Linked DNA regions of Homo sapiens: region 2 is linked to region 1. Evidence: chromatin contacts called from ENCODE Hi-C or POLR2A ChIA-PET data. All regions are on one chromosome and are shown on one strand. The core of a region is the stretch at or near the end of the contact, and the rest is flanking DNA. Distances in the headings are between cores, read along the strand shown. Region 1 holds the start of USP49 (ubiquitin specific peptidase 49). Region 2 holds the start of KLHDC3 (kelch domain containing 3).

What was found. A loop is a pair of places that touch in the nucleus more often than their neighbours do. ChIA-PET counts read pairs that join two places held with the same protein, here RNA polymerase II (POLR2A). Pooled maps may share reads with other maps.
Region 2: a pooled map shows a loop between it and region 1 (8-fold over the local background). The contact joins the promoter of KLHDC3 here to the promoter of USP49 in region 1. A Hi-C loop is called at or near these places in 6 of 50 pooled maps. POLR2A ChIA-PET finds 5 or more read pairs at or near these places in 2 of 52 experiments (GM10248 and activated T-cell).

Annotation. Positions count from the first base shown.
Region 1 is chr6:41,892,518-41,897,338 of GRCh38, forward strand. USP49 (ubiquitin specific peptidase 49) reads right to left here and starts at 2,858. Exons shown (of 8, transcript NM_001286554.2): 1 at 2,807-2,858. RefSeq lists enhancers at 1,617-2,131, 3,066-3,255 and silencers at 2,696-2,935, 2,724-3,016.
Region 2 is chr6:43,011,767-43,016,587 of GRCh38, forward strand. KLHDC3 (kelch domain containing 3) reads left to right here and starts at 2,483. Exons shown (of 11, transcript NM_057161.4): 1 at 2,483-2,582. MEA1 (male-enhanced antigen 1) reads right to left here and starts at 2,180. Exons shown (of 4, transcript NM_014623.4): 1 at 2,020-2,180; 2 at 1,349-1,623; 3 at 1,160-1,262; 4 at 1-855. The coding sequence starts at 2,047. The coding sequence ends at 704. PPP2R5D (protein phosphatase 2 regulatory subunit B'delta) reads left to right here. Exons shown (of 16, transcript NM_006245.4): 16 at 1-576. RefSeq lists enhancers at 1-348, 2,312-2,431 and a silencer at 2,052-2,101.

The DNA of each region.
Region 1 (4,821 bases), core at 1,608-4,107:
GTAACCTTGAACACTTGCTTAATACAATCCAGGAAACAAACCATAAACTAAATACTATGCCACTAACACAGTAGCTGAATGCAGAAAGAGTTTTCTAAATTATACATTAACCATTGTTGCTCAAATCCACAAATCAAAATCTAATCTTTGTTAACTACTACAAAAGTCATAAACCTAATCTTTGTTATTTATACAAACACCAGCAAAAGTGTCAATCCAAAATTTACCCAACTTTGAAAAAAAAAGTATCTTTGTGCATCTGAGTGTACACAATGAAATAACCCCAAAGAAGATTCTCAACAATTGTTTGAATTTTTCCCTAAGTAAATCATATGCTATCCTTTGGCACCATCAAATGCAAAACAAATATTCATTCATATTCTTAGCTAAATGTAAAAGCTTCTGAAAAAAATCATTAAAACAAAATTCTAAGTAAGAATAACCAAATTTTGCCCCAAATTTCTTATCTTCCTTTTCATTTCTAAAGGTGTCTTAAAAATCAAAAGCTTCTAGAAAATTAGTATTAATCTGGCCTTCTTTATTCATAACCATAAAACACGAAAGGCAGTGGAGCTGTCCAAAGACCAAGCTTGCTGCAGTATTATCTTACAGAGATGTTTTTCCATCAAAATTACTCATAAATTTATTTGCCCTAAAAAATAAGTCTGCTACTCTAAAATCCTCCACTACTCTACAATTCTCCCTTTCTTTATGCCATTTTGTTAAATGGGTGAGTTACCAACTACAGCATGAAACGTCCCGCACAAAGCTAAAGGCAGCTCAGGAACTCAAAGCCCTCAGCTCTGATTTAATCTCTCCCCCAGTAAACTTCCTTGGTTGGTTATCTGCCTTTCTCTGAAATGATTTCTTAACATTCTCCAGCAACTGAAAACAATAAGCAGAAATCTGGTTGATTAATCAAAAGAAACAGATTCTCATCTTTCTCTATCCCAACAACAGTGCGTTCTCCATTGAAAATGAAAATGCTGTCCATAAAACACAGCCCAGCACTTGTCAGGTGCAACACTCCTACAACACTAAAACTATCACATCACACGAGTACACCCTAAATAAGCACACCCTTTCCCCGAATTATCACAACACTAGTGAAATGCAGAGGTTTTCAACACCCAGAGTTTATACTTTATCATCCATACAAGAAAAAAATCAAATCAAAATGAGTCTCATTTCTTCAAAGTGGACAGGAAAGTCAAATCAAAAGCAATGAAGGGTGGAAGCAGATTCAAGATTTCTTGAGAGAAAGAGGTTTCTGGAATTTCCTACTTTTAGGGACAAAAGGATTCACAGTTTCAACACACAGTTCTCTCCTCAACAAAGAATTCCTTTCCTGCACCCCCCACCTCTGCCCTTACTTTTTAGTCTTTACCCCTGTCTCTAGGTCCCCTTTCACTCACCATGGTTCCTCGTCTTCTGCACCAAAGGCTCTCTTACACTTGATCTTTCACTACAGCATTTCTGCCCTGACCCTTGCAGACCTTCTGGAGCAACTCCCCATAACACGCACATTCGATTCCCACCCCCCTGCAGTCTACCCCAGTTCTACATCCATCAGGACTCCCCCAGCTTCTCTTAGCCCCCTCTCTTCCCTTACTCCCCATCTCATCCTTTAAATTCTGGGGCCCATCTCTTCCTGCTCCTCTCACCATTTGCTTTTAGCCCTGTCTCTTTACCTCACTGTTTTCACCTTGGATCTTGCTGAACCTCTTCAATTAACGTAATTACCCAGTTATCCTTGTCCCAGATGGCCATCACTTCTTACACCCTAACTCTAGTCTCCTTTCAGCTCTTCTGGTCCCAGAATCGTCCTACAGACACCCATCTCTTATCTGTTTCCTTTCGCCCTTCCACCACACTCTTATTCCTGACTCCACCTGGTTCCAGTCCAGGTCTCATTTGCCCTCCCTCACTTTACAGAATTTACATCCATCGCCCACCCACTAACCCATTCCTTTCTCAGAACCTCGCCAGCAGTTCCCACCACACCGTTGGTCCCAGTCCTTCAGCTCATCTCGCTCCGCACTAGTTCACACCCTCGTCACGTCTGGCTCTTAATCACTCTCTCTTTCCTACTCCCAACTATTACCCCAGCTCTGCCCCTCCTTGTCTTCCACTTCCAACACTTACCCCGGTACCCCTCACCCCAACACCACCCGCTACGAAGATTTCCCCTTCAAACCCCTGCTCTTACACCTAACCCCAGGATCCCTTTCCCCAGCCCTAACCTCATTCCCTGCCCGGCTTCCTTAACGCCCACCCTGGCTTTTGCCTCCTTCCTATCTCCTTGGCTGGCTTTTTCTCACTCCTCCTCTCCCTGGCTTCTAACCCTTTCTCCCCTTAATCCTCCTCATCTCATTCTCAACCCGGTTCCCCTCATCGCCTCCAAGCCTTCCTTTCCCTCTCCCTTCAACGCTTTTGCCCCAACCCAGCCGTCGCCCACCCCGCCAAAATAAGGCGCCCGCGCGCCCCGACTCCCGGCTCTCGCCTCCCGCCGCCCCCGCCCCGGGCGCCCCCAGCCCGCCGGCGCCGCGGTCCCGCCCCCTGCCGCCGCTCCTCCCGCCCGCGAGGCGCGCGCTGCCTTTGTCGCCCCTCACCCGGTGTGTGAGGATTTTGCTTCTTTAAAGGGGAGGGCTAGTGAGCCGGAGACTCCTATCCCCGCCTCCGAGTCTTAGAATGGGCTCCCTGGCCGTCGCGGCCTCCCCGGCCCCCGTTCCCCCTACCCCCTGGAGCTACCCACTTTGCTGCCTCCCCACCTCCTCCGTCCCCTCCCCCGGCCCCCTCTATTTACCGCCATCATCAGCACGCGCGAGCTGTCACCAGGGCGCGAGACAACCGAACACGGCCCCGCCCCCTGCCCGTCTATTGGCCCGCCCGCTGGAGCCCCGCCCCTCAGGCCCTGCATTGCGCCAACGGCGCAGCGCTGGGCCGCGACCCCGGCACCGGCACCCGTTCCGAGGGTTCGCGCCGCAGGCGCAAAGTTTAGGGTCAGCCACAAACGCGCGGCCGCTTTGAGCCTGGCGTAAGGGGCGGCGGCGTAGGGGGACGTTGTGAATAGCTGGTCGAAGTTTGGTTGAAGCACAGGAGGGTAAATAAGAAGGTTTCCAGACAAAGAGACTCTTAAAGGTACAGACTCTTATGTCTGTCCCTCCTCCTTAAAGGGCCAGAGACGCTCCCGAGCCCATCTCCGCCCCCTTCTTCCCGGGGAACTGTAAAGGTATTTTACATGAGTTTCCCATACTCTTTTCGGTTCACCTTTAACACCTCTCCCCACTGCGAAGGACAAAGGCTTTCTCACTATCCCGTCCGTATGTTTTGTTTTATTCTGTTAAAAGACGTTATTTCTGTGTTGTTCCTAAAGCAGCAGCCCTCAAACCGTGGGGTTTCCGGAGGCAGCGTTTGCAAAAGTTACTATTGGCTCCCAGGCGGGTGAGCACGTGTCTGGCTTTTGCCACAGATGACCCAAGAGAGATTCAGCTGTTTTATGGAAATCCCCCACAAGTTAGAGGATCGCTGCCGGAACTGAAGAAGTTCAGCAGATTGTAAGGCTTGGGAAATAAACCAGACTGACTTGGTAGTGGTCCATTGGGAAACAGAACAGCACCTAAGCTACAAAAGGCTTAGGTTAAGCAGTCTCCTAGGTGCACTGTCTTGAAACTACTTGCGGGGTGGTAGTGGGGGGAGGGGATGGGAGTCTCCCAAAATAAGATCAACAATTTCAACACCCAACACATAGCTAAGGCAGATAAAGACTTACATTTAAATATAAGGACAAGTAAAAGAAACAGACATTAGCTATAGTAGTGGCTCAAGTTACACACCTGTAAACAGGAGAACTAGGTAAGCACAAAAAAAAAAAAAAGAACACCACACACAATAGGAAGGGGGAAACTACAATGCCTGGACCAAGCGCTGTGTAGGCAATTTATTAACAACTTGCACTTTTAAAAGAGGTTTGATAGAAGGAGAGGAAGTGGAGTGTTTCAATTTGGTTTGGTCGGGATTTATCATGAGGTTCAAGGCCTCAGAGTTAGATTCAGAATTTAGCTCTCCCTTTGTCGTCCATCACAGTTAACATAATTCTTTTTAAGGAATTCTTAACATTATAACTCTAATTATATGTCTTATTCCCTTACTCAACAATCCCCAAGAAAATTCTTGGAGAAGAAAGATTGTTACTTATTCAATGTTAGTTCCATAACAAGGTGCTTTTGCTGAGTGAAGAATTTGGGAGCCACTTAAAACTTCCAATGGAAGGGATGCTCCCAGAATAGCAATACAGGAGGAAAAGTTTCTCAGTGATGTGAGCATGTATTAGATCAGTGTTCTCAAAAATGTGGCCTGGAGGCCGGGCACGGTGGCTCACGCCTGTAATCCCAGCACTTTGGGAGGCCAAGGCAGGTGGATCATGAGGTCAGGAGATCAAGACCAGCCTGGCCAACATGGTGAAACTCCGTCTCTACTAAAAATACAAAAATTATCCGGACGTGGTGGCGTGTGCCTGTAATCCCAGCTACTCAGGAGGCTGAGGCAGGAGAATTGCTTGAACCAGGGAGTTGGAGGTTGCAGTGAGCTGAGATCGTGCCACAGCACTCCAGCCTGGCAACGGAGTGAGACTCCATCTCAAAAAAAAAAAAAAAAAAAAAAAAGTGTCGCCTGGAAAGGCCTAGGGATCTCTGAGACCCTTTGGGCTGGGGGGATAGTGGGGTGCCTGAGATCAAAACGATTTTCCTAATAATACTGAGACATATCTGCATTGTCACTGTGATGATATTTGCACAATGATACAAAAGTAGCAATGGGTAA
Region 2 (4,821 bases), core at 1,233-3,732, 1.1 Mb after region 1:
CCCCTGCAGCACAAATAGGCCCCCCAGTCCCAGCCGTGTGCTGGCAGATAGGGTTGTATTATTTCTTCTTACCCCATGCCTGACCAAGGGAGGTCAAAAGGAGAAAAGTATAGGCTGTGGACAATAACTGATGAATATAGGGCCCAGATGGACCAAGTGGGGCCGGGGAGGGATGAATAAACACCCTACCCCGTGCCCTGTCTTTGGTGAGCAGCAGCCCTGGGGTCACAGACATGGAAGGGACCACCCTGGGGCTGACTGCTTTTCTGTGCTGTTGGTTCCCAAAACTAGAAAGAAGGAAGCAGGGAGCGGTGCCCCAAGCATGGCTCCTGCCAACACCTATTTATTTCCTTGTTTGTGCTATGCTGGGCAGGCCTTCTCTTGTCCCTTATAGGTACCTTGGAGGGGCCAGGGGCTGAGGAAGGCCGGACCCAGGTTCCAGGGGCGCAGGCAGTGCGGCTTTTGGCTGTGTACATAGGGTGCTTTATTCTCCACAGAGTGATACATGCTAAGGTGGGTTGGGCTTGGACCGATGTCCCCATATGTACAGAACTGAATAAAGTGGGTCTCTGAGAAGTCTGATGTGCCTTGATGTGGAAAGGGAGACGGGGAAGATGGAAATGGACATTACAACCAGGGATGTGTTCAGTCCTGTGCTGGTTCTGGCCTGGAATGTAGGAATATAAGGCAGCTCTCACTGTGGTCACTTCCAGGCAGGGGATGCCTGCCGGGCTTGGAGGGCTTTCTGTACCACATCTTCCCACTGGGCATCCGATATCTCCCGAGCCCAGGCAGGAACCCCTGGCGCAGGCAGGCTTACTCCAGCCATTGTCCTTTTCACCAGCTCTACATGTTCTGAAATCAGAGCCAGAGGCCATTCAGGCATAGAAATAATGGGACCAGCTCCCCTCCCCAATCCCCGAATCAACCCAGAGCCCTTGGGCTGCTAGGGTCACCAAATCCACCTTGTTACTTTAAGGCAAGCCTGCCCATCCCCAAAGCTAGCAAAAGAGCATTTCACTTGGACTCTGAAGTCTACAAAATCTTAGTTTACAAACTATCTTTTTAGGATAGGGTCTTCCTCTGAAACTTCCTTCTACTGACTCATGCCAGTTCATTTCCTTAGTAATTATTCCAGAATGAAAGAATGATCTTTTACCTGGGTCCATGGGAATAGAGCTGTGGTTGTTCAACGCTGTAGCTCCCTCCTCATCTTCATCTTCACTCTCTAATGGTGGGTCTGGCAAATGAAGCCCCAGGGCCTGCAGAGCCACAGAAGACCGTTTGGGTCTAGGCTTTCAGGGAGCCCAGCTTCACCTGTTCAGGAACCATCCCTCCTCCACCCTACCTGGATTCGATCCTGGATGTCAGCAACTACATCTCCATCCCCCACTGGTGCCAGTTCCACCTCCTCTTGTTCAGGATCTTGGTTCAGGGGCTGGTAGGAGTAGCCAGCTGGGCCCGACCCCGTTTCCTCCTGCTCTTCCTCAGGCTCCTCACTGCTCCAATCCCCAGTGCCTTCTGAAGGGCCCTGATGTCCCAGTTCCTCAGTCTGATTGGGGAAGATACGCTCAGGGCCCATGGTGTCTCCTCCTAGAACTACTGTTGCCATCCGGGCAGGGGCTGCAAGAACAGGGAGGCGGTAGGACAGGGATCGGATGAAACCAGGCCCATCTTCATCCTCTCATCATCTCCTTGTAGTCTCCTGCGTGCAAAAAACCAGCTCCTCCCCGAGGCTCCTGCATCCTCCACCCCTCCGCCCCAATTCCAGCCTCTCGTTCCTCCCCCTCCTAAGTCGGGGTTCTTATCTTGAACCAGGCCCCACCAACTTGCTCCGCCACTTCCTAGTTAAACGCCCAACCGGAGGCCCTGCCACCTCCTAAAAGACACCCCTTCCAGAACCCCGGCTCCCCGCGCCACGCCTCCCCCGCGACTTGGGAACTCTGGGTCATCAGACTCCCCTAAACAGGTCGGCGTACCCGCCCCCTTCTCCCCTCTCCTAGAGGACCCCCTCTGTACCGCCTGACAGATGCCTTTCAGGCCCCATGGGCTCCCCTCAAATGGCCCCAGCTGCAGCGTCCCCCACCCGCCCCCATCCGAATCCCGGCGCCGGTGTTCCCGCGCGCCTCACCCGCTCAGAGCCCGCGGCCTCCACTTCCGGCGGGGCAGGACGTGCAGAGGTGCCTAGTCCTCCAGCCCCGCCCCATATCCATGATTGACGCTGGCGAGGACGAGGAGTCCGCCCCTTGCCCCGCCTCCGTCATTCCCAGCCCAAAAAACAAAGGACTGCATTACCCAGTGGCCTCCTCGGTCTCGACACATATTTGCACATGCGCAGAATCTCTCCTACGCCCCTGCCCACTCCTCAGCCCTCTCGTCCCTCAGGAAACGTATGGACTACAAGTCCCGAAATGCCTCCGGCACTTAGCTACGACTGCACGTGCGCGCACAGCTGCCCGCCGGAAGAACCGAGCTTGGCTGTGTTTATCTCGTTGGGGACTAAGGCGTCGGTTGGCGCGCAACGGGTTCTAGGCTGCAGGCAGCTCGAGGACCCGCGGCCCCGCCCCGGCTCGGCCTGGCAGGTAGCCTGGGATGGGTAGAAGGGCAAGGGAGAATTAGGGGGCTTAGGACGTGCTGTCTGGAGCTGGAGTGGCGGGGGAGGGGCCTGAGAGTGATGAGGTGGGGGTGGGGAGGGAGCTAGGGGGATGATGGGAAAGGAGAGTGTTAATGGGGAAAGCAGGGCTAGGGGAGGATGGCGAGGAGATGGGTAGGAGAGACCTGGTGTCTGGAGGAAGCAATGAAGGAAATGGGAAGGAAGACTGGGCCATGAAAACAGGGAAGCTGAGCATAATGGAAGGGGAGGGGTGTCTGGCGTGGTGGGCTAGGGGAGGCCGGAATGTCTGGAAGAAGACAGGGATAGAGTCATATGCAGAGAGGGGTATCGTGGTCAGTGCATGCTAATTTTTCTTTCCTTAGTGGAGGTGGGAAAATGGAGGGCTGTTGGGTGGAGCTTGGAATGGTAGGAGAAGGAAAAATGAGAAAACTGCAAAGCTCTCACGAGATCAAGAAGGGCGAGAAATGGGGAATAAAAAATGCAAGAGACCAGGCGGGTAGATACATTAAGGGAATAGAAGAAGTTTGAAAATGCTTGGTGGTGATGGAGGACTGGGGAGACCCAGGGATAAGAGGAGCCCCTGAGCGCCTGGGGGCTTGTTCTCCTTGAATTTGAGTTGTTTATATGGCAGAGAAACTAAAATTTTTTTTCTCCACCTTTGGCTGGAATTGCTTATCTCCTCTCCTGTGCATATTTTACTTTACCTTGACATATCTGAAGGGAAGAATAGAGAATATAAGGGAGGATGGAAGACTTCCATTCTTAAGCCCATCGACCTCCTAACAGTCTCCACAAGCCCAGACCCAAGATATTTTGGAGAGCGGGAGTAATGAAGTGAGAGTAGCTTCCTGCTGGGGCTATTTCAGGATGGGTCCCATGGCTATTTAAAGCTTAGGGTGTGGAGTTGGGGGAGGTTGGGTGGGTGGGACTAGCAAGCCAGCTGAAAGCCATGTCTCTTTCCTGCAAGGGGCCTCCCTTATTTGAGCTGTTTTAGTGCCTGAGGTTTTGCCTGGCCCTTTCCTCTGCCAGGGCTTCTTAAACAGGGAGCAGATGATGATACACCCAAACTCAGGAGATGCTTGCCAGCAAAAGCATTGTCAGTTGCAAGGATTTGCCTGAAAAAACCTCAGATGTACCCAGGTGTACGTGCCACTAGGTTGACAGGTTGTGTTTAAGAGACCATGACCAGCTGGGCATGGTGGCTCACGCCTGTAATCCCAGCACTTCAGGAGACCGAGGACGGTGGATCACCTGAGGTCAGGAGTTTGAGACCAGCCTGGCCAACATAGTGAGACCCCATCTCTACTAAAAATACAAAAATTAGCTGGGCATGGTGGCAGGCGCCTGTAATCCCAGCTACTTGGGAGGCTGAGGCAGGAGAATCGCTTGAACCCGGGAGGGAGGCAGAGTTTGCAGTGAGCTGAGATTGCACCATTGCGCTCCAGCCTGGGGGCAAGAGCGAGACTTCATCTAAAAAAAAAAAAAAAAAAAAAGACCATGACTTCTCATGCTGGATCTTTCTCTTGTCCTGCCCAAGGGCATTTTTTGCCTCCCTTCCCCTTTTTTTTTGTTTTGAGACAGAGTCTCGCTCTGTCGCCAGACTGGAGTGCAGTGGTGTGATCTCGGCTCACTCCAACCTCCGCCACCCGAGTGCAAGCAATTCTCCTGCCTCAGCCTCCTGAGTAGCTGGGACTACAGGTGCGCGCCACCGTGCCCAGCTAATTTTTGTATTTTTAGTAGAGACGGGTTTCACCATGTTGGCCAGGATGGTCTCCGTCTCTTGATCTCGTGATCCACCTGCCTCGGCCTCTCAGGGTGCTGGGATTACAGGTGTGAGCCACTGTGCCCAGCCCCTTCCCCTTTGCATTGCACACTCCCACCTCTATCCGCCTTTCAGGAACCCAAGTTGTGGAAGAGCTTGTTCTCTCTTTTCTACTGGAAATGGCTTGTTCTCTACCACAGTAGCAGGGATGGGGAAGTGGCAGGAGGAGAAAACCCCTCCCTCTATCACCATCCCCCAAGCCTAAGCATACACATACCTTTCTGGCTTAAGTCCTGGCAGCATACCAGGCACAGCTGTCAAAGGAACTCCTTGTGCCTGTGGGGGGCCCTGGGTGACCCCAATGACAACAACTCAGCTTGACAGGAGCTCCCTGTGAGGGGCTAACCAACCGCGGTAACATGGAGGTCCCTGTCCTGGATCAGTC